4 separate regions of the Mus musculus genome follow, and regions 2, 3 and 4 are each linked to region 1. The links are chromatin loops, found by intact Hi-C in ENCODE. Cell type or tissue: left cerebral cortex. All regions are shown on one strand. Links, peaks and the distances in the headings refer to the core of each region. The heading gives the core; the rest is flanking DNA. Region 1 overlaps Fcho2 (FCH domain only 2). Region 2 has its middle 14 kb from the start of Gm41033. Region 3 holds the start of Btf3 (basic transcription factor 3). Region 4 holds the start of Fcho2 (FCH domain only 2).

The links. Peaks named below come from ENCODE experiments on the same cell type or tissue, not always from the same donor. Only the 100,000 strongest peaks of a DNase experiment are listed, where the experiment ranks them.
Region 2: it touches region 1 in a loop (2.8-fold over the local background); 11 of 42 quality-filtered maps call a loop at or near these places.
Region 3: a loop joins it to region 1, with 2.3 times the contacts of the local background. A loop is called at or near these places in 2 of 42 quality-filtered maps.
Region 4: a loop joins it to region 1, with 6 times the contacts of the local background. A loop is called at or near these places in 4 of 42 quality-filtered maps.

The regions. Positions count from the first base shown.
Region 1 is chr13:98,723,040-98,730,334 of GRCm38, reverse strand. It overlaps Fcho2 (FCH domain only 2), which reads left to right. Exons shown (of 26, transcript NM_172591.3): 24 at 82-146; 25 at 4,110-4,274; 26 at 4,559-6,929. The coding sequence ends at 4,581. Among named protein-coding and RNA genes, the nearest start is that of Gm9465, 8.4 kb to the right of the region's middle. In left cerebral cortex, for the core only: a CTCF peak has its summit at 3,690 (motif pointing left); a DNase peak (open chromatin) is centred at 3,657; H3K27ac peaks cover 187 bases.
Region 2 is chr13:98,585,227-98,592,521 of GRCm38, reverse strand. No RefSeq gene overlaps it. Among named protein-coding and RNA genes, the nearest start is that of Gm41033, 14 kb to the right of the region's middle. In left cerebral cortex, for the core only: CTCF peaks have their summits at 3,396 (motif pointing right) and 4,789 (motif pointing right); DNase peaks (open chromatin) are centred at 4,825, 5,189, 5,500, 5,838 and 1 more place; H3K4me3 peaks cover 802 bases; H3K27ac peaks cover 1,893 bases.
Region 3 is chr13:98,312,794-98,320,088 of GRCm38, reverse strand. Btf3 (basic transcription factor 3) reads left to right here and starts at 3,122. Exons shown (of 6, transcript NM_145455.3): 1 at 3,122-3,464; 2 at 3,791-3,859; 3 at 6,337-6,450; 4 at 6,796-6,997. The coding sequence starts at 3,339. Gm9828 (predicted gene 9828) reads right to left here and starts at 2,973. Exons shown (of 4, transcript NR_137279.1): 1 at 2,480-2,973; 2 at 944-1,015. In left cerebral cortex, for the core only: a CTCF peak has its summit at 3,093; a DNase peak (open chromatin) is centred at 3,068; H3K4me3 peaks cover 2,246 bases; H3K27ac peaks cover 1,025 bases.
Region 4 is chr13:98,810,650-98,817,944 of GRCm38, reverse strand. Fcho2 (FCH domain only 2) reads left to right here and starts at 2,496. Exons shown (of 26, transcript NM_172591.3): 1 at 2,496-2,869. The coding sequence starts at 2,837. It overlaps Gm34995 (a long non-coding RNA gene), which reads right to left and starts at 1,964. Exons shown (of 3, transcript XR_382806.4): 1 at 1,876-1,964. It also overlaps the pseudogene Gm18134. In left cerebral cortex, for the core only: a CTCF peak has its summit at 2,660 (motif pointing right); DNase peaks (open chromatin) are centred at 2,596, 3,302, 3,821 and 4,187; H3K4me3 peaks cover 2,612 bases; H3K27ac peaks cover 2,292 bases.

The DNA.
Region 1 (7,295 bases), core at 1,312-6,311:
TTTGAGGTGCATTTATTGAGTGTCCATTCATGTATTAGATACATAAGAGACTGAATTTGAAGATACTTGTTCTTATTACAGGAATGCAGAGCAAATGAAAGCTTTTTGGAAATTATCTGGGATTTCGGAGAAATCAGACAGTGGAGGTAAGGGTGTGTTCCCTCTGTGACTCTGCTGCCCCGCCCCCGGCCGTTTTTTCTACCTTTACTTATTATGTGTATGAGTGCATGCAGGTGTGATCACAGGACAGCTTGCAGTAGTCAGTCCTCTTTCTTCCACTTTGTGGGTCCTGAGGATGGAACTCAGGTTTTGAGGCTTGGTAAGGCATTGCTGAGACATCTTATCTTGCCTTCGGTTTTTGTTCTTGTTTTTGATTTTCTTTTCTTTTTTTTTTAAGGCTTATTCACTGGAAAGTTTCCTCTTGGATTTTCATGTTTCAATTCTAGAACTGACCACTAGGTGGAAGTTAATACCCTACATAAGAATGTACAAGCAGAGATTCAGATCAGTTTTTATTCTTCTCTGTAAGAAAAATAACATAATTGTATAACTGCAAGATAAATGCTTCTAGTTACATAAGAGAAATGCTTAGTAATAGAATTAAAAAAACAGAACAGAACAGAACTCTCCCCATAGATAGCTCAGATAATTGCAAGTGATTGAGCTTATTCTGATAGTGGGGTGCCTTTGCTTTCCCCTCTGCAGTTACATAGAAACATGACTTTGACAGAATGCTTGTCTGTCTGTCTGTCTTGCTGAGGGAGCCTTTCTGTTCATTCCTTTGGAGTTAACATTAATCTTCAGTGCTGTGTGGCAGTTTTAAGGAGAAACAAGTTTATTGTCTCCTACTGACTGCATCTGTCTGTGTTCACCATATGGCTAGTTATCACTCCAGTATCTCCTCTCAGATTGTATCTTTAAAACTAGTGTACAGTTTCCATGACAACCAGCTCCCTATAATGAGGTAATCCTGGTCTCTCTTAGTAAGAGAGAGCCCATCTTCTTAGTTAGCCTCCACTCATTCTTCTTACTGAGCAACTGCTTTAGCTCTTCCAGTTTTGTTCAGCTTTTTCATTTTGAATATTTTGAGAATATCAGTGGTTTTTCTTCTTTAGTATTTCTATACAAAGGACCATCAGCAACTCTGGATTGTCTCTTTATTTATATCTCTTATGCAGGATCAGATTTGCTCTAGAGAGATAACCAAGCTGGTCTGAAGTTCCTTCTGTTGTTCAGTACTTACAGGTAGCATTTTAGTCAGTAGCTTCAGTGACTTCTCTCCTACCATAGAATTTTTTGTAAACCACACTGAAATTTTTAACTTAGACTGAAAGTAAATCAGAAATCCTGTGTATTAGGCTTACAGCCAACCAGCAAGGAAAAGAGAATGTCTTGTTCCTCTATTTAAAAGGCATGTGATAATTGTAAATACACCAGAAAAGGAATTTGTTCTCTCAAAAACAAGATTCATGTATTCTCTTCACGTATTTAGTACTTTTCCTACTGTTATTCAGGTATAAAAAAGTCCTATGTGAGGAAATGGGAGAATTTTATATATGTGATTTTGATGTTGTCAGTTAAACCTTTACAAAGAAAGACCTAGATTCAAACCCTGTAACAAAGTTTCTCTTTTATCTCAGTGCCCAGGACAGGAGCAGGAGACAGTTGTAAAGCTTAAGGGGGGTGGGGGTGGGGGTGGGGCTGCTCCTCGAAGGCGCTGGCCGCGCGGCTTTACAAAGCTAAGTTATTGATCAAGTGTACGACTTGCAGAGCCTTGTGGATAATGGTTAAACATTCTGCACTGTGATGTGCATCACCAGGCATGAGAGTGGAGGGCAGACCAGTTACAATACTTTATTCCCTAGTTCTCTGTGGTGTTGAACTTTATATAGGGGGATTAAAATGTCTTACTGCTGCTACTGAGCAAGTCTGTCTACTTCCCCGAACAACCTTCCTAATGCTGAGACCTTTTAATACATTTCTTCATGTTGTAATGACCCCCAACCATAAAATTATTTTCATTGCTACTTCATAACTGTAATTTTTCTACTGTTATGAATCATAATGTAAATATCTGATACACAGGGTGTCTGATAGTCGACCCCTGTGAGAAGTTGTTTGACTCTCAATGGGATCATGGCACTCTGGTTGAGAAACCTTTTCCTAACCCAAGTTAAATGAGGTTAGAAACCCTTCTAGACTTCTCCTTTCTTTCCTTTTAAATAGTGTGTTCTTTGCCTTGGCCCTACTGCAGACCCTCTTTCCTGTCACCTAGAGCCTTGATAAAATGTTGTATTGCCTTGCAGTTGGTCTCCTTACTTTGCATCTATCGCCTCCCCTCTCTTCTAGGACATTAGTCTGAGATTGTCTTCCCTTGGGTGTTACCTTTGTTATGTCATAACTTTTGATTGTGGCCTGGTCCTCGCTACTATTCTAGTCTCATCTGCAAGTGTTCCCCACTTTGTCCTGTTCTCCAGATACTGTGGTATAGGTGTGGTTCTCTTAAGTCTGTTCTCACAGGTTTCTCTCCATCCCGGTGCCTTGTTCTGCCTAAAGTGCACCCCGGCATGCCCAGCGGTATATAATGTTCAGTAGAAACGTGTGTTTTCAGACACCATTTATCAGATTCATTAGTGTCACTGAGTGCCTACTTGTACTGTAATCAGAATGGGATACTATAGTGTGTAGTTCCTACTACCTTGCCTTACGCTCCACGTGGACCGCACTACCTGCCCTGCCAGGTTCCCTTGGATCCTTGGGACACACACACACACACACACACACACACACACACACACACACTCACACACACTAGCTTTTTTATATATACTTCAGCTCAGTGGCCGGGCTCTTTTAAGCTTCTCTCAGCTATCGCACCCTTCCTTTCACTCCCAGCTCAGCACCTTAAATCTGCCCTTAGTTGCCTTCCTAAACTCCTTCCTGCTACCGCAGGCCCAGTCAGGGAAGCAGCCAATGGCCATTCCACTGCAGATCTCACATGGCTGGTGTCTGTTTTCCCTCCAAAGCATGGTGACTCTCTAGTCCTCTCTCCTGTGTCTGCTAGCCTGCCAGTGGAAAACTTGCGTGTGTGCCCAGCTCATTGGCTGCTAGAATCTTTATTGATCAATGAACAGATTCTTGATGAAAACATCAGAACCACCTCCTACAGGATGCATTGAACAAATGACTATATCTGAAAGAAAGACTTACAGTATACCTAAGGGGTAATGTTGTATGAGTAAAATTTAAAAAGATGTGACCATCCATTTAGCTCGGTTGGTGAGAGAGAGCATGGTGCTAATAAGTAAAGACGAGTATGGAATAGTGAGGCTGATGCCGTCCTCCCATCCCTCCCTTTCATCCCCCTGGACTGCATGGTCTGGTATTCAGCACTCACTTCTCTTTACTTTGTCTTGTCCTGAGTCTGTCCCCAACGTGGACCCCCCAGTCCCAGCGTTTCCTGTGTGCTGTCCTCTGTGCCTTCCTTCATCTTTGTTGACTCACTTTAACATGAATGAATCACAGGCATCTATCTAAGTAGTATCCATCTTTGAACATTACTGTTAGGAAAAGGATAGATGAAGACTTCTTAGTGGGGACTGGTGAGATGGCTCAGCAGTTAACTGAGCTTACTTCTCAGCAACCACACGGTGGCTCATGACCATCTATAAAGGGATCTGATGCCCTCTTCTGGCATGTAGGTGTACATGCAGACAGCGCTTCTACATTTAACTGGGGAAAAAAAGATTATATAGTGCAAATTCCGGCTCACTGAATAAGATTTGATTTCAAACAGGACAATGGTTTGTTTACTACATGCATCTTAAGAATTTACCATTGGCTTAGTAAGTTTAGCTTAGACCAGTGGTTCTCAACCTATGTGTGGGTTGAGACCCATCTAGAGGTTGTATATCAGATATTTATATTATGATTTATAACAGTAGCAACAAAGGTAACTTTATGGTTGGGGGTCACCACAACATGAGGGCACCATGTTAAAGGGTTGAAGCATAGGGAGGTTGAGAACCGTTGGCTTAGATGCTCATTTAGCTTTATTTGGTGTGCAGTGTATTTTATCCATTATGAGGTCTTTCTTCTTTTCTTTGCAGGTTCTGGATCCCTCAGAGCAAAATTTGATCTTTCAGAAGGACCCAGCAAACCTACAACACTGGCAGTGCAATTCCTCAGTGAGGGCAATACGCTCTCAGGAGTGGATATTGAGCTTGTGGGTACTGGCTATAGACTTTCCTTAGTAAAGAAGCGCTTTGCCACTGGTAAGTAAGTGTGGGAACATGGAGAACACTGGTGCTCTAGCAGTTTATAATTTAAAAGCATGGAATATTCCCCCCCTCCACCTTACACAGACATGCACACACACACAAGTTGTCAGGTAGAGGCAGTCTTGATAGAGTGTTTTCTGTTATCAGCATAGATATGATTATAATGACTTGTCAGTGACAGGCTGGAACTAGAGTTCGGTGTCTGTAACCACAAAAAGCATTGTGGCCATTTGAGTATATTTGAAATTGTAATTAATGGTCTGCTTGGTGTTTTTTAGGACGATACTTGGCAGATTGTTGATGGACCCCGAATGCGGTTTTCTCAAGGGAATAGTGTGCACCTGCCACTCTGCCTCGCCTGTTCCTTCCAAACACTATTTTTACTTGTATGATGTCTTTCAAATTTGCTCTTTGAAAGCTGACTACAAACATTAACTTGCACTTTCAAAGTGTCATTGAAAGAAATAGCACTGAAATGACCTTGTACACAGTAAATGATCAAATGCAATATTCTGGAAGCACATTAATTCAAATTGTCACTAAAATGAAGTCTATTATCTTCAGTGTCTGTGTTCTTAAAAAGGTTAGAATGTAGTAACAAGCCTAACATTTCAGGAGAGCAAGCACAGAAGTTATTTAGCTTTCCATAAGTATTTAGACTCAGAGTTACCTTTGAAGTTTCGTAAGTTTTATGTTGAATAAATATAAACAGAACGTGAATTTTTAGGCTTTGAATGTTAACTCAGAGCTCAATCTAATTGAGTTATGTGCCATAAGGAAATCAGACCAGAGTCCAAGTTGTATGCAAACAAAAACCATCCCTATAATTTTATTCTCATAAGCATATTAATAAAGTGTAAATGGTGTTTTATATGATCTTTGAGATTCTCAAGTGCAATGTGTTTAAAATAAGCTTACAAAGGACTGCAGAACAACTTACTTCTGCGTTAATTAACTTTATAGAAGTTGTGATTGTTTTGATGAATTAATGCTGTAGATTTAATTTATTTTTATATGGACTACATAATGTGTGCCTTTTAAAACAATAACAAAAACCAGAAATGTGCCTCTCTAGTTTGTGTTAATTAATGTGCCTCACTTTCTCCTCACTCTGGATCTTGTATTCAGATTCATACAGTGCTCAAGCATATTTAAAAGATATTTGCAATTTTTAAAATACTTTTGGCTTGTAATTGAGAAGAAAATTCAAAATAACTAAAAGATAATTTATACTTAAAAATCCTGTCTCATTTCTTTAGTGATGTACCGTAGCCACTAGAAAAACAAATCAGCCTAATGGAATATGTTTACTGGGAATAAAATTACCTTTAGATATTCAACATTGACCTCATTATAAATGCGTGAAGCAGACAAGCTCTGAAACTGTGGTGATAAATTGGTAACTGGTATTTTAACTGTAATTTAGCATTTCCCTTGACCCTACTTATCAAAGAGAATTTACACATTATTGTGTTGTAAACACAAGTTTCCTAGCATTTTATAAATAATTTTTTGAAAAGATTCATTTTAGCAGTGAGAGAAGTACTGTCACTTGTTTTATTTTAACAATTAGAAAGTTGTCAGATTCCCATATGGTAAAAATAGGTCAAGTATGTGAAGTGGTGAAGGATTGGATTAAGAGATTCTGAAAATGAACTGTTCATACAGAGTAGTAGCTTTCTAGCAAATTCCGATTAACAAAAGAAATATATGTTTTAGACAAAGTTTCATAATTTACAAATGGGAATTTATGATAAATACCAACGTCTTTTTCATTTTTCATGGAAATGATAGCTTGTGTTATATCTGGTAAACCATTATATAAAACACTAATTTTGTTAATTTTGTTAAGCTTTACAGAAAATAATATCCCTATTACTAGACATTAATATAACGTCTTGCTATACTAAACACAGCAGAAATCTATTCCTTTTCACAGTATGTAATACAAAATGAGCATTTTATAGTCAGTGTTACTCCAATTCTAAATTTAGGTTTGACTTAGGTAGACATAAGACAATTTGATCTTTACTAACTAGCAAAATTAGAATTTCTAACTCTTATGTTCTTTAAAATGCCAGTTACAATTACACTTACTAAAATCTGACTAAATCTGCTTTTATTGGGCAGTTGATGCTTTAGTATTTGAAGTTTGACACTGCTGCAATGTCTGTTTTTAATCAGGTGTTACCTTGAGATGTTAAACTGCTTGGAATGGTTAACCTTGTGCACTTTCTTAATCCCCATAGCCTTTATACTGAGTGTCAACATGCAAGTTTATATTGGGTACAGGTTACAATTTTAAAGCCATATGAGTTTATAGTGATTCTTTTTTCCATTTAAAAATTCACTAATGTTAAAAAAAATTTAAAAAAAGAGGCCCAGTAGATTCAGTGGGAGACTATCTTATCTAGCAAGCTGGTTCTTGCTTGTGTACAGTGATAACTTTGTAGCTGCTTCTTTAACTAAGAATTTGTAAACACAGAACTCTTAACACATGTGAGCTTTTAAGGATCGTTATTTACTACTTTGGGTTGTAATTAGAGCACATCTATCTTCCAAAATTTTGTAAATATTTTTGATTTTTTTCATAACATGTAAATATTACATAAAAGTTGTATTCCTAATAAACATGTAATATATAATTTAGCAATTGACTTTGTGCCTTTGTGTCCCTTTTAATAGATGATAGATGTTAGGACAGTCAAGCAGAGGAAGGAGATTGACTTTTCACAAGTTGGAAGTTTAGCTGGCTGGGGTCTTGCCTTGAGGTCAACACTCCCTTTATCCCAGTTAGTATCAGGTTCTCCTTAAACTTTTCATCTCCTAGATAAACACTGGGCCTGGCCAAGCTCCTGATGCTTCTCACATTGAAGGCTTGGTCGGCTTCCTTGCTCAGCTCGTTTGTTTTCATTATAGATATGCAGATGATCTCTTCGATCATTAATAGCCACACAATAGAGTCAATATTCTAGGCTGTCCTGAAATCTGTGCCAATGCAATTAATCCAAAAGT
Region 2 (7,295 bases), core at 1,293-6,292, 140 kb after region 1:
AGTCTGAAATGGGTCTCACTGGATTCAAATCAAGATGTTGGCAAGGCTTCCTCTGCGGAGCCTCTCAGGGAGAATCCATCTTTTTGACTTTTCCAGCTTCTAGAGGCTCCCTGCATTCCTTGGCCCACGGCCTCTCCCTTCATCAGAACTAGCAATTTGGCATCTTCAAATTTTTCTGTCTGTCACTCTCCTGCCTTCCTCCTGTACTTACAAAGCCCCTTGTGACTACATGGGGTCCACACAGATCATTCAGGAAAATGTCCCCATCTCAAGTCATAGACACCTCTGCAAGCCTTCTTTGCCAGGAAAGGTAGCAGCCACCACTCTATTATTAGCATGTGGACCTGCCCGGGGAGGCCTACTTTATCTGAGAGTATAGTGAAGTTAAAGGTTTCACTCTTCCAACTTTTGCTGCCAACTGTGGACGCTCACTGCTGCTTGCCCAGTAACAGATGTCGATAGAGGGCGAAAGAAAATATTCAACAAATAAACTTCACCAGGAGATTCACAGACTGCCAGTTGGGGAGTTTGGTCATTTCCCTCACAGAGACAGGAAGGTGTGAACCTGTTTACTTCTGGCTGTGATTTTATAGCTCCTGACACACCAAGGTTGTAGTTTTCGCTTGTAAAATCATGCCTAACACATTTGAGAGGTCTGATGGTCTCCGTGGCAACCTGCGGAGATGACTAATTTTGCAGGTAGTTTAATCTTTGGGGAGTCTACCGCCTGGGGATTAGAACCTGACTGAGGCTAGTCCTCCTCCGAGACAAGAGCAAGCAGGAAGAGAAGACTACCACGCACGTCAGTTCGGAATATGTGACTTTTTTTTGTACTTTTCCAACCAGTCAAGAACTCATATGTGGAGTTTGGACTGGAAACTGGAACTCAGTGGGAGGTCTGTGCGAGTGGAGGATGGGGTGTTCCAGGCTTTCACAACACAAAACAGGTGGTTTCAGCAGTGTTTTGGTGTGGAGGCAGAGGAGGGAAGAAGGGAGGGGTAAATACAGAGGGGGGAGGGGCTTCTGGGAGGATGGGACCCAACCTCCCAGATCTGCTCTGAACTATACAGAGTAAGAGATGAGACTGTGAACCTTCCTGGGTGTTGCTGGGGACAGCATAGGACTGTCCAGAGGCCCAGGTAGGAACCCAGAAGCTGGTCTGGCAAAGGCTTTTCTGTACGGGAAAACCAAAGTATAGCTCAGAGTCCTTAGAATGAGAGACATAAAGAAATGGAAGTCTAGCCAAGCAGGAACTTCCCCCAAAGAAGACTCGAGAGCCCAGTGGTAAATCTTTCCTCTTTCCGAGCTGTGATGTGGAGTCCAGCTACAGGCAGGACCAGCCCAGCCTGTGACAGGCTTTAATTATTTTAGCGTAAGAAATGTGTGCTTTGTAAACATACCAGATGTCTTTCTTTTGTTTATTTTAATTTTTTGTTTGTTTTATTTTTGTTGTCACGGATGTTGTTGTTTTAGTAGAACTTTAAGGATGGGGGGGGGGGGACAGGGTCCTTACCCTTGTTTGGGAAGGTCCAGCTGGAGAATCAGAGAATCTTTTTCCAGCTCAAGACCCTGGGGAGGTAAATCATGAAAGTGTGATAAATCAGGACCCCAGAAGTGGCTGCTCTGGGATTCCCTGGGGGGCTCTTAGTAACCTCCTCAACACATTGCATGGATGGGGGAGGCAATGGGATTGTGGAGGATAGAAAGGAAAGCACCAGGGGCTGGAGAGGTGGCTCAGCGGTTAAGAGCACTGGCTGCTCTTCCAGAGGTCCTGAGTTCAATTCCCAGCAACCACATGGTGGCTCAGGACCATCTGTAATGAGATCTGATGCCCTCTTCTGGTGTGTCTGAAGACAGCTACAGTGTACTCATAAAGAAATAATTCTAAAAACGGAAAGAAAGAAAGAGAGAGAGAGAGAGAGAGAGAGAGAGAGAGAGAGAGAGAGAGAGAGAGAGAGAGAGAGAGAGAAGCATCCCCTGTTAGGCATCAAAATGAACAAGTGATCAGAGCCCCACCTTTTCTCACAAGCCCAACAACCTCCTTACAGAGCTTCCTGGACAACAGGAAGTTGTTCATGGCTCGTCCACCCAATGCTGTTGCTGATCATTCCCTCTTTTCCACGAAGAGCACAACACATCTAAGCCTGCAGTCTTTGCAGCAGAACTGCCTGGCATCAATTAGCACCAACTTCTGGCGAATGGCAATCCTTAAACAAGCATGGAGATGTTCGCAGTGTGAGTATTTAACACGATCTATAAATGAGCACCCATGACTTGGCCCCACAAGGCAACCAGACTCAGGCAAATTGTGACCCTGTGACCCAGGGATAAGCCCGTGACCAGAATCAAGTCCAAGGGTCCAACTCCCCTCATCTTCATCAAGCTTTTCAGCCAACCACACAAAAACAGATTTCCCAGGGCTGACAACAGACGGATTAAGCCCAACTGCTCTTGTTCTAAGATGTCTTCAAAAACAAACAAACAAACAAACAAACAAACAAACAAACCAACCAAAGCCCACAACTTCCCTGTTCACAGTGGGGGAGAAGCTGTGGGTGTGGAAGCAGAGGGGGTGGGTAATTTATTCAGGAGCTGGGAAGCTGAGAAACAGATTTGAAGACAAATAACTTCAAAGCCCTCAAGAGAACGTCCATAAAACATAAGCCAGCCAGCCAGCCAGCGAGTGAGTCAAGCCCACTTGGAGTTTCTAGGGAGGAACGTTTACCAGCACCACGAATAATTTTTCATCTGTCACGAGATCCTGAACCAGCAGAAACCTGGATGACCACAGGGAAATGAGTCTCCATCTGCTCTTGGTTTCCCAAGCCATATTCGTCAGGGGCGCAGCAAAAGTCAGGAAGCCTACCCTCTTCAAGCACATTCGATTTTCACCTTGTTTGACAAACGGAGGATAGTATATTTTTTTGGCAGCTGAAATCCAGAAAGGCCACGCACCCACACTCGACCAGATGCGGAAGTCCTTTATAGGCAGTAACCTGAAACACATTCTTGTGCCTGGCCCTGCCAAAGGGCAGCCAGGCTGGTTCACCTGGGACGAAACTATGCCCTTGTCCATCTCCTAACTCCATACTGTAGATCCGCTGTCCTTCCACCGTAATCACGTGACTGCCCAGAAAGCCAGCCAGGTCCTTGGTCAACTGCCTTAGATGGCCAGCTCTGGAGGACCTTTCTCCTGTCAGAGCCCACAGGGTCTCCGTACCTCGGCGTCACCCAATCGACAGTTTTTCTGCTCGGTGCCCCCCCGGCCCCTGCCCCCCCTGCACTAACTCAAGTGTCTCCCATCGGGTCTGCGGCGGCGGCAGCGCTGGTCCTAAGTGACCGAGAGACCCACGCGGTTTTCCCTGAATGGCCACGAGGGGGCAGGAAAGAGGCTCGAGGCCGCAGGTCAACCCAGCTCCTGGTGGCGCAGAGGCGCGGAGCAGGGACAGAGCTGGCAGCCAGGAGGCGGCGGGGGCCCCCAGGAGTCCCGGGAGGACAGTGAAGAGACGCAGCTGGGTCCGCACCGACGCCGCCGCTCTGCGACTGGTCCGAATCCCTGGGTTCTGCTGGCGCGGCGACTCGAAACCGGGAGTCCTGCAAGTGGTCGCCAGGGAGCTCCTGGCTCTCTGAGCCGGGAGGTCCCTTCATCCCTCACACGGACATTTCATCCTGGGAAGAAAGGTGTCCATTTCTTCCCGCCTTCCCTTCTGCCTCTGAAACCTCCCTGCCCCGAAACTGGAGACCACTGTTACCCTTCCACCCGCCACCCCAACCCCACTATATATTTGCATACGCGGAGTGCAGAGTTGCTGAAATTAGCCCATTAGACTTTTGTGACTCAGGAGCCAGCTTTTGATATATGATTCACATTGGCTCCCTCAGCTACCAGTTTCCACAGGTTTCTGTCACCTCGCCCCAAGAAGATACCGTTCAACCGGTTCTCCTCTCTTTGCCAAGCTTTGTCCCTTTTTCTTCTCCCGGATTCGAATGCGTTCTGAATCCTTGGAACTGGAGCTAAACAATGGTTCTGGCTCAGCAGGGTCAACATAGATTTAAAAACAGACTGATCAAAGTTCAGTGGGATATTTGTGTGCTTTTGAGCGGACATTTAATTCTTTGATTAAAAATATTTTCCAGTTTTCTCTTTTAAGGAAAAAGAAAACTCTTGGCTTTAAAAATATTTGCAGTGCTTTGTTTCCTTGGTGATAATTATTTTGGAATATCTAATAAGATATATAAAAATGATAATGTAAAATTTTATTGTTTTTTTCAAAACAGACCTGGCTCAAAGAGACTAGGGAACTATTCTGATGCTAATAAGCAATCGAGTAAGAATATGATTTTAAAAGCCTTAACAGCAAAACCAAAGAAAGCCTGCTTTCCTCCTCTGGGCCTAGCTATCTGATGTTGTGTCTCAGTGGAAGGGAGCAGGTGGGCCCCTCCCAGAGCTCGGCTTGTCTGGGGCTACAGCCCCCCGCCCCCCCCCCCAGCCGGCCTCGGCTTCAGGCTCCACTCTCTCCCACCCCTTCCAGGAGGAAGCTAGTCCAACCTGACAGAGAGCAATGATCTCAGTGTACCAGCATGCAAACGAGGGACAGCGAGGCTCCTTCATGACACTGTGGCCCAGGGCTCCTAATATCTGCGCCAGTGGTTTGCTCCTTTTATGTCAGGATCTTCGGTTACTCAGTGTCTAGTTCTCCAGCAGGGCAGTGGCCCAGGCGGTCGGATTTTCCACTCGCTCTTCTGCTGGCTTTCTACCTCCACCCCTTGGAAATTCGGGCGATTTGCTTGCATCTCCAGCAGAGGGTAGGCAGGAGAAAGAAAAAAAGCTGCGGTTCTGAGTTGACTGTTCCAGGGTTGGTGGGAAAAGAGCCGCGCTGTTGGCTAAAATGAGATTTGGGGATTATCAGTGGATTTAATCTGGTCTCACATTTACCATCTCTGCAAATAATTAGAGATTACTAGTCACATTCAGAAGTTGCATTAACCTCAAAGAATTCACAGAAAATCTAAATAGGCTTAAATCCCATCCCGGGATCCAGAATGTGAAGTGCAAGCTACCGTTCCAGATAATTAACATTTTAGGCTCTCCCCTCCCACGGGGGCGGAGCTACAACGACACCTAGGTGTGTGAATAGACTTGAAATACAGTATGAAGGAGAGAATAGCCCAATAGGAAGAGGACCAGCCGTGCAACACTGCTTCCTTCTCTAGTCTCCAAGAGACTATTCTGATTCGGGAGGTGTTGAGAAGAGCTTTGTTTTTAGCATGTGTTGGAGGCCACCAGGCAGCGGTTGATTCGCAGGGCAATACCCACTCTGCTCCTGAAGATCATACTGGACATAGAGGCCTCCTGTGGGGACAGGGAAGGGGATTACAGAGAACTTTAGTCCAGAGCCCTGGTGAGAGAGCACCCTTACATTGGCAGTCAAGTGAGAATGCTGTTGGTCCTACAAAGTTCGTGAGAACTGAATGTGCTGGTGTCGCTGTGGTGGTTAACGTTTTCGGAGACGTTTCATAACCGTTCTTTGCTTGATCTCCATGGTAACTATGAGGTAGGAGAGGAGCTCTGACGAGGAAAGACCCAAAAACTAAGAATAGAGCAGAATTGGAATCTCAGCCTTCACCTGGCATCCGATTTTATAATACTCTAGCTTCTTATTTGGCTACATTTTCATCCTTGCTGTATGTGTTTTTTTTTGTTTTTTGTTTTTTTAAATGGCCACTACACTAAAATGAACTCACTTCTATTTGCTTAATTACATCGATTCTACTCCCGAGACAGACATCAGGGCTACATAAACATTGTCTCTCCTTTGGAATGCAAGCCCACTCCTTCGCTTCTTCCCACTGACTGCGTTTCTCCACCTTCATAATCAGCAGAGCAGCTCCTAAGTGACTGATGACATGCCATCCAGAAGCCACTTCATTCCCCAGGGCTTCCTTTCTGTGCCTGGAATTTGAGTGGGGACTGGGATTCTCCAAAGAAAATGAGCAAGCTCACCCAAGAATCCCCAGGCTCCAATAAAATGTTTAGTGTGTAATAACTTCAAATTGTTATATCCATTCATATTTTTAGAAAGATTTTAAAAAATACTCTGACATACCTCACAAGCTGATAGTCTGATCCATGCTCAAAAAAAAAAAAATCAGAACCAATCAACACCATTCATACAGTTGTGGTAGAGACCTCCAAAAGTGTTTCCTTCAACCTCTGCCAGCCTGGAGGTGGGGGTAAGGAATGGTAATATTATTATATAAATATCTGCACTGAGTTCTTGGAGAGAATTGCATGATGACCATATATGGTAAAAGGTACATCCCCACCCCCACTCCCCCAAGATGCTGCTATTGGAATATGTTAAAATGCATATGTCTCCGTTCTGTTCCCGAGAAGCTGGTGTGCAGATGTGAGGGGCCGGGCTTGTGGAAGCGCTGCTGTCTACAGCTTACATGTTGTCTACCAGGCCCCCAGAATGTTTTTTAAAAGGCACTGTGCAGAATGAGGCCCGGACCTTCTTTGACGTAATTGTCTTTCTTTGGAGAGACATCTTGAAGGAAAAGATGAAGATTTGAAAAGGGGATTAATCTCCTCAAACCGATCTGTAACTTTCCCTGTACTTTGTAGGAACTCTTTAAACACAACAATAACCACAGCAAATCCATCTCATGGTGGATACCTACCTGAGCAAAGTCTCTGTTTAAGGGGCTGGACGTCCCTCTCTGGTTTCTGACCCTGCCCAGCCAACTCTGTCTTAGCTGCCGCTGTGAATGGAGACTCGAAGCCCAGACTGAGTTCTTGCTGGGGAGTTTCCATTATAAAAGTTGAGCTCTGGTAGCCTGCCATAATTCAAATATAATTTCCTCTCTATTTTCTGTGCTCAATGGACTGTTACTAGCACAATGCACTTTGAAACGTGGTACGGTGAGGCAAGGAGGGGAGATCCAATTTTAAAAGATCCAATTTTCTTGGTACGCACGCTGGACAGATGTTGCAGTGGTTAATAGGTTTGTACCTATCTTCTAAATGCAATAATCTCTAACCACCGCTTGATCATTACAGATTTACAGTCACTATAATTTATGTTAACTTATATCTGGGATTCTTTCCCCTCCAATGTTTGGTGGCCAACTGCTGGCCGACTGGCATGTTTCACATTAGTCAGCAGACCTCTTAAATTATTCCTGTGAAGTAATTTATGGCGGATTACAAATTCTTATATGGCATTTTAAGTTAGTGATTAGGCAGGGAGATATATCAAAAGCGTGGCTGGTCATGTTATGTGTCTGACTTG
Region 3 (7,295 bases), core at 931-5,930, 410 kb after region 1:
AAAAAAATCTGACAGCCAATAGCTGGGTAGGAAGTGTAAGGCAGAACTTCCCAGCAGAGAGAGAGAGAGAGAGAGAGAGAGAGAGAGAGAGAGAGGAGGGAGATTCACTAGAGGCAGGGGTCAGTGGGTTGACCAGAGTGAAGCAGAGGTAGAGCCAATCCAGTCAGGTTTAGAGGAGTTGGGAGACTGCCCAGCAAAAGGCCTAAGCTTTAACATACTAATTTTTTTTTAGTATTTTAAAATTTAACTTTTAAAATATTGAAAAGCCTACGTGCCATTATTTATATCACTGGTGGGTCCAAGATGGTCCTACTATACACTACCTGTCAACAAATGGAGAATTTGGAGAGAGGAAAAAAAACAAACAAAAACAAGAAAAAAACAATATTTCTGTGGCAAAAAGGTGAAAGAGATGTAAAAAGCAAGATTTTCCGAGACTTGGCAAGCTAACGTATAGATATCCACGTGGGAGAGACAGATACTGGAAGGAGAACACAAAGAAGTTTAATGGATGGTATGCCCATTGTGGTTCTCTGACAACTAGCACAGGAACCTGCCTGAGAGATGCCTCAGGAGAAATGCCCTTGTCACATCACCTTATGACCTCAGCTCAATCTGTGGGACCCATAGTGAAAGTAATTCAATTCCCAATAATTGTCTTCTGTCCTTTACACACACACACACACACACATGCACACACGCACATTCATCTTCAGTCATTTCTCAAAACTTCTTGTGGGTCATAATTCCCCTTAAGAATTAAGCCTGAGCTGGGCAGTGGTAGCACATGCCTTTAATCCCAGCACTCAGGAGGCAGAGGCAGGTGGATTTCTGAGTTCGAGGCCAGCCTGGTCTACAGAGTGAGTTCCAGGACAGCCAGGCTATACAGAGAAACCCTGTCTCAAAAAAAAGAAGAAGAAGCAACCTGATGTCAAGTAAATACCTGGTTCTTGCTGAAGCCAATTCAAGTTCCAGTCAGAGATGAAAATGACCATATATTTTGTTTAGACATGTCCTATGAATCAAGGAGAGCAATCATGTTTTTTTTTTTTCTCGAATTCTGTTGACAATGCTAAGTAAGCAGCTCTTGCATTGTTCTATATGAGCAGTAAAGGGTGGGAGGCAAGCCTTTACACTTGCTGTAGACAGCCGGAGCAAGTGGGAAATGGTAGTCCTGAAGACAGACCGCAAATGGTAACTTCTAGAGGAAAAGTAAAACAATAACAAAGTCCTTCGATTGTTTTTTAAAAGGCTGGTATATAAATATTAGCAAAATCTGAAGTCCTGGTGCAGCAAGGGTCAAAATAAACATCGTCTTCCTTACAGTTTGGTGATTTTCAAAATCATACAAGTCTTCTATACCATGACAGAATAGGGGAAAAGAAACTAAGTCATATTTCTTGAATATAGGCCTAAAAGATGAGACAGGTATCAGTTACATATTGTAGAGTTTTATGTAAAAATTCAGAAAATATCATGATTAGGAAGTTTCACATACTTTCAGTGTAATATGAAGAGTAAAATATTCTACAGATAAACATTTCTTTAAAAAGAACTAGTTAGCCGGGCGTGGTGGTGCATGCCTTTAATCCCAGCACTTGGGAGGCAGAGGCAGGGGGATTTCTGAGTTCGAGGCCAGCCTGGTCTAAAGAGTGAGTTCCAGGACAGCCAGGGCTATACAGAGAAACCCTGTCTGGAAAAACAACAACAAAAAAAAAAAAAAAAAAAAAACAAAAACAAAAAGAACTAGTTTTACCTTTTATCCATCATATGTAACACAGTCATGTTTTATATATTTTCTGTAGCACTGAATTCTGTTGCCTCATCTCAGTTATTTGGAGAATGGTTAGGTACTTCATAGGGTAGACAACAAGCATGGTTTTCTGAGACAAACTTACTTGTTCGGATAAAAGAAACATTGTTGTTGTTTCAAGAAAAAGAACTTGTTACAATTTTCTACATAGCAACGTAGTTGTCTCTCCCGATTTTTTAAATGACTCATCGCTGTTGCAAGAAACTCTTGTGTAAAAAGGTTTCCAAGGGGAAAAAAAATTGATTTTAGCTAGAGTATTCATTTCGGCAACTTTTCTGGATAAATTGTATTCTCTAAAAATTCTAACACAACTTTCTCTTTGGAATATTCAAAAACATTTCGTAGCTAAGATTGGAAAAAGGCTTAAGCACACAGAATTTTCACTTAACCTCTTTTTCTTTTTCGTTTTTTAATCTTCATATAGGGATTTTCTAAGGTTATCTTAAAATTTGTCTGGGAATGGTGCTAGACGACTATAATCCCAGCATTGGACAGAGGGGCTCTGAGGCCGGAGAATAGCTGTGTGCTTCAGACTAGCCAGGATTACTTATCGAGACACTTTTTAAAACAACCATCAAATTATGCAACAACAACAAAAAACAAAAACAAAAAAACAAAAAAACGACAACCACAATTCGTGCTGGAGTTCGGCAAACTTTAACTCACAGCCACGTTTTTACCCCCAAGCACGCAGGCTCAAATTCATCTTGGAAGAATTCAAGGTAAAGTTTGCTCCATCGTGAATGCTTCATGGTCGAATCCATGACGATTCGAGATCAGGGAGTCGATGGTAGAGGTGTAGAAGGGTTAAGAGGTTACAAATCTTGTTACCCTGTTTCAACCTTGAATAAACCGAATTGCTGAAGGGTGGAGATCTGGAAAGCATTCCGAACATGCTTTCTAGACATTCTGAGTCGCGATTTCTACATCACCCAAGTCACTTAATTTTGGAAAGCAACATTAGCCTGGCTGATTTCGATAGTTTTTTATTTACACCCGGCATTGAGCAGACACTGCAGCCTACTGGACAAAGCTGGACGCCCTACGGGGTGGCCACAGGGCAGACTGATTTAACCACAGCTCTACAGGGAGCCTCACTGTCCGATCTATCCGCGGCCTTTCCCAGGACCGCGGACGGCGACCGCGGGTCCCAGCTCTCCGGTGCTGCTCCCGGCCCGCCGCTGGACGAAAGGAAAGAAACAGCCGCGGACCGGCCCCCGGCTGCGCATGCGCGGCGACGCCAACTCCGCTTCCTGAATTCTGGAGGAAGTGGCGTCGCGTTACTTCCGGCCTCCCTCTAGCTGCCATCTTGCGTCCCCGCGTGTGTGCGCCTTCTCTCAGCTGGTCTGCCCGAGACCCCCTGAGCGTGAACCTTAGTTCCCCGCGCGGCGCCATTTCCACTCCGACAAGGTACAGAAAAAAGGCCGTGGACGCCGGCGTGGGAGGAGACCGGGAGTTGGGGGTGGGGCGGGCGTTTCCCGGCAGGAGCGAGGCAGGGAGGGGACGGACGGAGCTGAGGAAAGCGATGCGACGGACGGGCGCTCCCACCCAGGCGGACTCTCGGGGGCGAGGGCGAGCCAGGGGCGGCTGGCCCGGGGCCGAAGCGACGCCCTCTCTCCCTCTCGGCGGAAGCCGAGGACGGGAGTCTCAGGTACCGCGAGGCCTGCGGAGAGTGGCCGGGCCGGGCAGGCCGTGGCGAGGCCTCGGCCCAGGCCGGGCAGGGCGGCGGGGAGCGGGGGATGCTCGGTCGCCGTGGGGCTGAGCCCGAGGCCGGGCCGGGCCGGGCGGGGGAGGGGCGAGGGGCCCTGTGCGCCCCGGCGAGCCTGGAGGGGTGAATTGGGGATCCAGGCCTCAGCCCGAGGGGGACGACGTTCTCCTGCGAGTGTAGCGGGAAATAACGAGCGTGGAATGCTGGAGGGGGGGCCCGGCCGTTCTTGTTCTTGGCTGAGGATTTTTTTTTTTCCTCTCTCTTTGTAGATGAAAGAAACAATCATGAACCAGGAGAAACTCGCCAAACTGCAGGCACAAGTGCGCATTGGTGGGAAAGTAAGTTTCTTTTTTTTTTTTCCTCCTTTCTTTTTCTCTCCTCTCTCTCTTCCAAAGTTCCGTTTGCATTTCTCACGTTGTTGGGTTTTTTGTTTTTTGTTTTTTTTGTTGTTGTTGTTGTTGTTTTTGGTTTGGTTGGTTGGTTTTTTGGGTTTTTTTTGTCACTTTGCTTGGCAGGGGACATTTCGCAAAGCTAGCAAATCCAAGGGAAATGAGACCAATACTAAGAGACAAGGAGGAGATAGATAGATAGATAGATAGTAGGGGTGAGGTCGGTCATCGAGTAGAGAAGAAAATAGCACTTAAAAACGGTGCCTTGCTTGCAAGAGGTTCAGGATTATGGCGCATATAAACAAATGTTACTGGATTTTATGAATGGGGGGGAAAGTATGTTCTCTGCCAAATCTTTGTGTACCGTGTACCCTTGACTTGTACAATGTTGGGGGTGGTTATTTTGTTACCTTTGAGTTGTCCTGAGATCCAACACATGTTTTGGTACATGCTAGAGGACCTCTCAACTCCCAAACTGCATTCCCACCCCATTTTTTTTAAAAGTAAGTTAACTGAAAGTATTGGCTTTTCCTGTTCTACTTAATGATTAGGTAATTTTATTATTATTATTATTATTATGAAGATCTTCTGCTCTTCTGCATTGCTTTCTGAACTAAATGCTCAACAGACTAATTGTCTTTTTTAGGGTATTTGAGGATACCTTCCTATTTAAATTCGTGAACAGTGTTAGGTTGGGAAATCCTACCTTAGCACATGTCTTTTGTTCCTCAACCTTTGTAATTATGCTACAGTGAGAGAATGCAAATGTGTTGGCAGGTTGGTTTCTCCAAGTGGATTCTGCTCTGAAAGAATTGAACTTGGTGTTGGTGCTGGGTCCACTCCAGATGAAGAGCTCCTTAGTTTCAAGTATCGAGTTAGCACATTCCTGGTGTTTAACAGGTTGAAGCATGGAGTCTCCGAGAAACCTGTGGAGCTTCCATAGTACAAGTTTATTACCTATTAAATTGTTCTAACTTTAACTTTTACTGAAGGTAAATCTTCAGTAGTCTTCTGAGAGATAAGGAAATGTGGAACGTAACATAACATAAGTTAGGAGAGTTGGCACCAGCAGTAAGCATCCTGTTTGCCTTTGCTGGCAATTGTAGTCTTCAGTTTGCACTCAGGACATTAACCTTAGATGCTTCTCGACCTTTTAATTTTAAGGCAGAAGCCTTCAGGTGCTAGGAAAAAGCTGGGCTTGTTTTCTTTCTTTTTAGTTTCTGGAGTGATGTGCTTGTGTGCAAGGTTGTTCCTCTTTAATTACTGGGTTTTATGTTTTAGCATCATCAATACATGGAAAATGAAAGCCTTCCAAGTCAGTCTCATAGGGATACTTTGTATCTAGTCTTTGTTAAGCTAAGACAATGTTTCCAGTTATAATATGGGAACATTTTTTCTGTACCTTTTAAGAAACTTTACTTATAGAATGAGTGAATGTAGCCTTAGAGAAAAGTAGTGTAAGATTCACATGCTGTTAGGTGAATATTATTCAAGACCCTTTTCAGTGTCTAATGGAAAAACTGACAATCTTTTAAGTTCTACATTTGTGAAATGTGTGAGATCTATAAGTGGTAGTCTGTATTTTATAATCTAAAATTTTCCTGGTTCTTATTGTTGTAAAAGTTTGTTTATAGTCTACATAAAGTTGGAAGTAACATAGCATGTCATGCATTTAGTGCAGAGTTGAGGAAAGACAGATTGGACGATGACTTGATAGGATTTTAAAATATGACTAACAATAAAATCTAGAAAAAATGGAGATGTTTGTGAAGTCCTTTTGTTGAGTGATTGAGAAGAGCCCTTTTCGAGGGGAGAAGAAATTTGCTGGGGAGGGGGGTGAGCAATGCAGGGAAGAGGGAGAGAGTTGAGAAAGGTCTAGTTGACTTACGAGAGCTCTGTGGGTTAAGAACTTTCTACTCTTGGCTATAATAGATATTTGTATACAGATTCATGAGTTGTTTGTATACTGTCTCATCTGTGAATATTAAGCTATTGATTTTTCTTTGAAAACAAGAGGTAAAGATGAGGCTTAGCTTAGGTTGAAACATGGCCTAAAAAGACTTAAAATGTCAGGGCTTGTGAAAGACTTTTTTGCACGTGGCAAACTGGTGCTTATGAAGAATTCCTATGTCATTCCTTACTTCCATCTTAGCCTGTCTTTTGAACTTCTTAGTTTGTGGGTTTGATAACTACCGTTAGTCTTTATTATGTATTTGTTTTTACTTGAAACCAGGTCTCAGTTGTTTTGCTCTGGTTTGCCTAGAACTCAGTAAGGTTAGCCAGGCTGACTTCATATTCAGAGATCCATCAGAGTGTGCCACCTTGTTACATCTGATTAACTGTCTTATACGGAAGCAAAGGTCTGAAAAGAATTGGAGAAGATCTGCTGCTGTGTCAATGTGTCGTTTCCCCTCTTGCTCCCATAGGGAACTGCTCGTAGGAAGAAGAAGGTGGTTCACAGAACGGCCACAGCAGACGATAAGAAACTGCAGTTCTCCTTAAAGAAGTTAGGGGTGAACAACATCTCTGGTATTGAAGAGGTACGTGCCAAAACGTGGTGTGACTGCAAAGTTTAATGGTCATGTATTAAGTAATTGTCGTGGCTCTGCTGTTAGCATTGTAGTTCATGCCCCATGCCCCATTAGATGTTTAGATGTTTGAATGTCTTGGGAGGTGTTCCTGCCCTATTAACTAAACAAATGATCAAGGATATTGTGAAGCCAGAAAGCTGTTCCTTTATACATTCCAGGGAAGTTGTCATCCGTGCTTCAGAGGGGAGGAAAGAACTGCACCACGTAGCCAGAATCCAGTTTTTGTTTAATAAAAACATTAATTTTAAAGGAATCTTTGGTATTCGTTACTTACAACAATTATTTTCTTTATAGGTGAACATGTTTACAAACCAAGGAACAGTGATCCATTTTAACAACCCTAAAGTTCAGGCATCCCTGGCAGCAAACACCTTCACCATTACAGGCCACGCTGAGACAAAGCAGCTGACAGAAATGCTTCCCAGCATCCTCAACCAGCTTGGTGCAGACAGCCTGACTAGTTTAAGGAGACTGGCTGAAGCTCTGCCCAAACAATGTGAGTATCCTTAGAGTCACTGTACTTGCTGGTTACTTAGCAAGCTATTTGTGTGATCTCAGGTTCAGAATTGGTAAGAATGTCTTTACATGTAGAAGGCCAACTTATATATCTAAAGAATTGTAGACGTTTAACTGCTTATGTGTGTTTTGTTTATAATGATGTGTCTAGTTTATCTGTGATTTAGTCTAGTTTATACTTGATTTAGTGGGTGTTTGTTTTCTACTAGCTTACTAGGTTTAAAACAAACTAAACCTTTTATTAGTTAGAAATGAAAAAACTGTCAATTTTGGGTTTT
Region 4 (7,295 bases), core at 1,424-6,423, 87 kb before region 1:
AAGGACTTGACAAGTTAACCTCCCTCTGTAATAAGCACTTCAGTGCCTCAAATTTGCCTCAACTCCAAAGCTGCCTGCTTCTGATGGGGCAGCCATTCCACACCTCCTCTAACAGATTTTTACTGCCATTCACAGTTTACCTTTTACCACGAGGATACAGAGGAAAAGATATTAACGGGTTTTGTTGGGACCTGAATAGCATTGGTCATGGGAGAGGAGATTTATGGTTAGGGGGTCAGGGCTTAATATTAGATCATGATTAACAGAGTCACCTGTGTAGCTTTCCCTTTTTAAAATATATATTTATTTATTTCATGTATATGATTATATTGTAGCTATCTTCAGACACACCAGAAGAGGGCATCAGATCTCATTACAGATGGTTGTGAGCCACCATGTAATTGCTGGGAATTGAATTCATGACCTCTAGAAGAACAGTCAGTGCTCTTAACCACTGAGCCATCTCTCCAGCCCGTAGCTTTTCTTTTTAGAGGAAGTGTGTGTGAGTGTGTGTGTGTGTGTGTGTGTGTGTGTGTGTGTGTAAGAGAGAGAGAGACAGACAGACAGAGAGATAGACACACACAGAGATATGGTCATTTAACGCCTAGAATTTCAGGATCCTTTCTTTCTTTTTTTTTGTTTGTTTTGTTTTGTTTTGTTTTGTTTTCAGGTTTATTACAACAGCTCCAATTGGTGTTTGAAATTCATCGCAACTGTAGGCTGAGTGACCTGAAGGTTAGAGAGACTGCCAAGTCCAGAAGCTTCGGCATCTCCTTGGTGTCAGGATCCACCTCAGTGATCTCTTGATCTAGGGCTGAGACCTCAGGAACATAATTCTCCTCTCTCTCTCTCTCTCTCCCTCTCCCTCTCCCTCTCCCTCTCCCTCTCCCTCTCCCTCTCCCTCTCCCTCTCCCTCTCCCTCTCCCTCTCCCTCTCTCTCTCTCTCTCTCTCTCTCTCTCTCTCTCTCGCTCTGCAGCTTGATAGAGATGCCTCTCATAGGACCTCTCTGAATCTACTTCATCAGATGGGTCACATAGCCAGCTATCTTGTTCCGAAGTTTCTAGCTGGGGATAATGGAGGTCTCCTCCCACAGGCGCTTGTTACTGTGGAAGCCATTACCCAGGTGTGTGTAGTACTTCTCGATGATGACCTGGGCCGCCTTCTTCACAGTCTTGGTGTGAACTCGGCCCATGTTGGCGGGTCTCAGTAAAAAAAGGAAACTCGGGGATCCTCTCTCGCACTAAGCCTGGTGATATTAGGAATCCAGTACCAGCCGCTTTTGCAGGGTGAGCTTTCTTACTCCTTTTGTTAGAATTTTCTTCTATCTTAAGCACCAAGGATAGCATAACTGGGCTGATGGTTTACAAAACAAAAGCAAATATTTATTTTAAATGGAAGAGTTAACATATACAAGAAAAACAAAAACAAACAAACAAAGGAGAGATTGCTCAGTGGTTATGAGTATTAATGCTCTTGGAGAGGACCCTGATTCAATTCCAAAGTCCACATGGTGATTCACAACTTTCTGTATCTTCAGTTTCAGAGGATCCCACACGCTCTTCTGGTCTTATTGGGCACTAGGCACACACATGGAATTCATACCTAACATGCAGGCAAATCACTCATACACATAGACCTTTTAAAATAGTATATGGAAATAGCATCTTTCCATCATTCAACTACTTGTATGGCCAATCTTGTTCCTCCTATACCCTAGTCTTCTGCCCTGCTTCCACCAAATACTCCTGAGCAGATGCTAGATGTCTTAGCTTTACGTGAATATTTCTGAAAGATATTCTTATAAAGGCACAACCTTTGTCTGGTTATCTTTTGCTATCGACTATATAAAAGATACATGAAAAGTGTTTACATACATCGTTTGGGGAGGCAAATAATTTCCTTTGAAGAAAGTGCTACATTGTCCATGTTTGAAAACGATCTTAGGACGTGCGGTGTTCATACTGTAGTTAAAACTACACTAAATCATCTCTGGAGCTTGACTTCCAACTTGCAGATCTTTGACTTAGCTTAATGAACTTGGGACCTCTAAAGTTTTTTAAACTTTTGGAAAGAAAGGCATGGCGAGGGATTTCTTTTCCCCATCAGGCCGAAGCATGTTAAAACTTGTGTCCTTTCCTCCTGGGTGTACAAACTGGTAAGATTACCACCATGGGCTTTGTGAACAGGCCTGGAAGAGTCGCGTTTCGGGTCACGCCTGCTCTCGGCAGGCGGTCCAGGCCGGCTGGCTCCCTTGTGACCGACTGCACTGCCTGAGTCTTGCAGGCGACACTGGGCGTTCCCTCCCTTTCCGGCCTTGGACAGTTTTGTTTTGGATCTTACTTCCCAGTCAAGGAGAGGCTCCCTGTTGACCAAAGGTTTCCCAGTCTCCTTGGGGTGGCCGGCTGCCAAGTTTCCTTAGTCCCAGTCTGCCAGGACCTGGGACTGCTGGAGATCCTAGAAGGCCAGGACGCTGGACGCGAGGGGGCGTGGCCCTATTAGCTCCGCCCCCCGGGCCTGCGGGTAGCTCGACTCCCGCCAGCCCCGGAGGCTCGCGCAGACTAAGCTCTGTACCATTCCTTGCGAACGCTCGGACCCGGACAGGCTGCGCGCACGCGCACTCGGGAGCGACAGTCAGGCTCTCGCCCCGTGGTGGCGGCGGCCGCGCCTGCCGCTAGGTGGCGCATGCGCCCTAGAGGGCGCGGGCGGTCTCTGGGAAGAAGGCGGCGGCGGCGAGAGGCGGGGGCGCCGTAGGGGCCGGTCCGTGTTTACACAGCGGCGGGCGGGTGCGGACGCGGAACCCGGCGCGGCGGCGGCGGCGGCGGCGGCGGCGGCAAGATGGTCATGGCGCATTTCGTGGAGAATTTCTGGGTGAGCGGAGGGTGTTGGGGACGCCGCGGGCTTCGGTTTCTCCCCGCGGCCTGCGTGCGCGGCGGGCGGCGGCTCCTCGGGCGGCCGAGCGAGAGTCCACGGCCCCGGGGTTGCCCGGCCGAGCTCCCGCGGGCCACGGCTCTCCGGCCACCCGCCTCCTCCGGGTTGGCCACTGCGCGCGGCGCCCGGGCTGGCAGCGCGGCCCGGGAGTCTCGGCGGGGACTCCAGAGGGCCGGCGGCGCCGGGCGGGGACAAAGCGCCGACGGGGCGTGCGTGCGCGGCGTCCGGCGCGGGGAGCCGGGCACCCGGCTGGTCGGCTTCCCGCGGCGCAGGCCCGGGACCCCACGCAGAGTCCGTGCAGGGCCGAGCGGGCTCGGCACTTCCTCTTGGCCGCGCGGCTGGGCTGGTGGGGGCTGCGCCCAGGACTTTGCCTTCAGGCCTGCTCACAAAGCCCGTGGAAGTTGGGTTTCGTGGACCTTCCTCGGGCTCCCCACACCCCTCTAGTCTCCTCGCCGTGTGATTTCGTGCAGTTGCTGTTAGCCGATCGTGGCAAGTACGCTTCTGCCATGAACAGGAAAGTTACGTGTTTACTCAGGTATCTTGGCCGAACTTGGGTTTTCGTGGCCCGACAGTTGCAAATACGGCACCACTTTCATTTAGGTAAGGTGTTGAAAGGAGTCAGCTTTCAGTCATGCCAGCTACTGCTAGCTGAGATTCTTAATTCAGTCTCAAGCACGGGCTTGAATACAATCAGTTCATGGTTATTTGTTTTGAATGTTAATTCGCTTTTCGCAATCATCTGTACTCGGTGGTGTTTTTAAAGAGCGGTTTTATGCATGCACTTAAAGTGTATACTGTGAAGAGTTCCTCATTGTTTTTTTGCAAACATCACCACAGTCAATTTTAGAACAATTTCATAACCTCAGAAAAAATCCCTTACCGGTTAGGAGTCATTCCCAGTTTGCCCCTTGTCTCGGTCCCTAGGCAACCGATCTGCTTCTACAGTTCCGTCCTTTCTGGACCCGGCTCTCTGATGACTATTTCACTTACCATAGTATTTTCAAAGGTAATCCACGAGATAATACATATTACTATTTCATTCCTTTTTATGATCAAATAATATTCCATTCCCTTTTTTACTTATCTATTCATTGGTGATGGATATTTGGTACCCATCGCAACGTCTCTTTTATTATGAGTAATATTGCAATGAACACTTTATACAAGTGTGTCAGAGCATGTGTTTTTCTTTGTAGAATGGAATTTACTGGATCACGTGTTTAACTCTATATTTGCACATGGTTAGCCAAAGGGCCAAGAAGCAGATGGAGTACTCTTTCAGTCAACTGCTAGACTGTTCCTCAGAGTGGCTACAGCATTGCACCGTGCTCTGCAGTGTCTCAGAGTAGATGTACACTCACTAACACTTGCTATCTTTTGTTACTATGAGGTGGACATGAAGTAGCAGCTTGTGCTCTTGATTTGCATTTTTCTGTGGCTAATGGTGTCAAACATTTTTTTCCCCATTTTAAGTATTTTTCTTTGGAAAACTGTAGACCCATTGTCAGTTTTAAAATTTGATTATTTTTATTGCCTTTTTGTTATTGAATCCTTTTCATAGTCTGAATAATCCTCCCAAACCTTGTGCCCTCACACTTATTTAAAGGCAGTTTCCTGGCCTTCTGATCCTCCTGTCTCTGCCTACAGACTGCTGGGAATACCGGTGTGTGTCATTTCTATTAGCCCTAACTTTTTTTTTTTTTTTTTTTTTTTTGAGATAGGGTCTATTTACATAGCCCTGGCTGTCCTGGAGCACACTGTGTAGACCAGGTTGTTTTTAACTCAGATTGCCTGCTTCTGCTTCCCAGGCACACCATGCCAGACCTTTAGATACATATACCGGTATACCTTCCCTCCCTCCTTCCCTCCCTGCAACATACAAACTTTATTTACTAAAAGTAACAGGTAAAATAAAACATGCACTTGTATTAAGAAAAGAAAACTACAAGAAAATTTGTTTTCAGTAACTTAAAAGAACCTACTTGCAGTTGTATTTAACTGAGCACTTGTTGATAAGAGTGAAAGATTTGTGTGTTTTTCAAGTATTCACTGAATACTACCTTATATACACATAAACATTAAATTTGAAAAAGATTAGATGACATTAGATGTGTGTGTGTGTTGGAAAAGGTGTCTAAAGAGAATGTGCAGTTTTGACTCCTGAGTGGTGTACTGAACCCGTCCTAGACTCTGTTGAACACCAAGGCTCCTCCACTCCTGTTCAGACATCAGATGAGGTTTTGTACCTGTTTAGAGAATTCTCTGTGTAACACGACTGCCAGAACCCATAGTGCTTGCCTATTAGGCAGGCATGGAGGGAGCAGGAAACCAGAGGAGCTCCATGACCACCTGATGGACATTGAAGCGACTTTAGTAGATGCACAGATACACGGTGTGGAGATAATGTCTCCCTCCAGAAGACTGCCTTTTTATTGACAACGTCTTTTGAAGTCCAGTTTGTAATTGGATAGCATCTTGAAGTCCAACTCCCCACTCTTCTGTCACCACTGCTTTTGTTGTCCTGAGGCTTGTGCTAGCTAACCTGATGTACTTCTGTTTTCTTAGAAGACTTCACAGTTTTAGTTCATCTGCTTCCTTCTGTCATCTATCTGAACATAATCCTGTGTGTCAAAGAAAGGGACTGCTTCCTTCTTTGCAAGTGCATGGCCCGTTTCTTTTCTTTTCTTTTCTTTTCTTTTCTTTTCTTTTCTTTTCTTTTCTTTTCTTTTCTTTTCTTTTCTTTCTCTCTCTCTCTCTCTCTCTCTCTCTTTCTTTCTTTGATTTATTTATTTATTTATTTATTTATTTATTTATTTATTTATTTATTATATGTAAGTACAATGCCCAGGAGAGGGCATCAGATCTCATTACGGATGGTTGTGAGCCACCATGTGGTTGCTGGGATTTGAACTCACGACCTTTGGAAGATTAGTTGGCGCTCCTAACTACTGAGCAATCTCTCCAGCCCCCGCCAGTTTCTTTCTTTCTTTTTCTTTTTCTTTCTTTTTTTTTTTTTTTTTTTTTGGTTTTTGGTTTTTTGAGACAGGGTTTCTCTGTGTAGCCCTGGCTGTCCTGGAACTCACTCTGTAGACCAGGCTGGCCTCGAACTCAGAAATCTGCCTGCCTCTGCCTCACAAGTGCTGGAATTAAAGGCATGTGTCACCACTGCCCGGCCCAGTTTCTTTTTTTTAAAGGGTCTTTCTTCATTGAGTTTTGGTGACACTTTTTTAAAATATCACTTCACCATGAATGTATGAATTTATTTTTGGATTTTCAATTTTATTCCATTGCCTTATTATATGTCAGTAGTTACTATACTATTTAATACAGATTTGTATAATGAGCCAGGAAGTATACAAGTCCTATGTGTTTTTTTGTTGTTGTTTTTTCAAAAAAAGATTTTGGCTATTGGGGTCCCTTTATTTCCATATGAATTTTAGGATTACTCCATACACTTTAGACTTAAGGGGAAACTTAGAACACTGTTATAAAGATTGCCTAGGGATTGATGTTCTTAGGCCAGGTGCAGATAGCAAAGCTGGTTATGACTTGTGTCTGGAAGCCTGACCCGCAGGACTTGTGTAGTAGGAAAAAGACTCCTGCACTTGCCCTGTTAGCCTTGGCTGGTAGACATCCCCTACACATCTCATAAATAAACACATGTAATTACAAAAGAAAAGCTTTCTTTTTTTGCGTGTTTTGGATATGCTAATATATATATATATATATATATATATTTTTTTTTTTTTTTGGTTTTCGAGACAAGGTTTCTCCGTATAGCCCTGGTTGTCCTGGAACTCTGTAGACCAGGCTGGCCTCGAACTCAGAAATCCACCTGCCTCTGCCTCCTGAGTGCTGGGATTAAAGGCGTGTGCCACCATGCCCTGCGATATGCTAATATTTTTAAGTTTATTAACAATTTTAAATTTTTTTCCTGTTTCAGAGTTGTTCTGTCAGTTGAACATTAAGAATAGCCTTGCTTTTGCCTATTTCAAAATACACGTTTCTGGATATTTTTGTACATATTTTTCATGCCTCTTGTTTGACTGAATTAATAGAGGAACAAGAATAATTTGAATATCTGAAATCTAATTTATGTTTCAGTCTTTACCTTCGTTTTTACTATTAGGAACAGATAGGAAAATATATTAAAAATAAGTTGAGGTTTATTTCCTAGTCTGGAATTGGGGCTCTAAGAGCATGAAAGGCTCTCAGGAGGCAACAAGGAGCAGGAGAGCTAGGAACTGTAACTAAGCAAGCAGCTTAGGAAGGGCTCATCGTCTCTGCCTTAAACATCTTACAGATTTACGTAGTTCAGGGTCATTTATGAAGTAATTCTGTAGAGTAGAGAATCGAATATTTATTC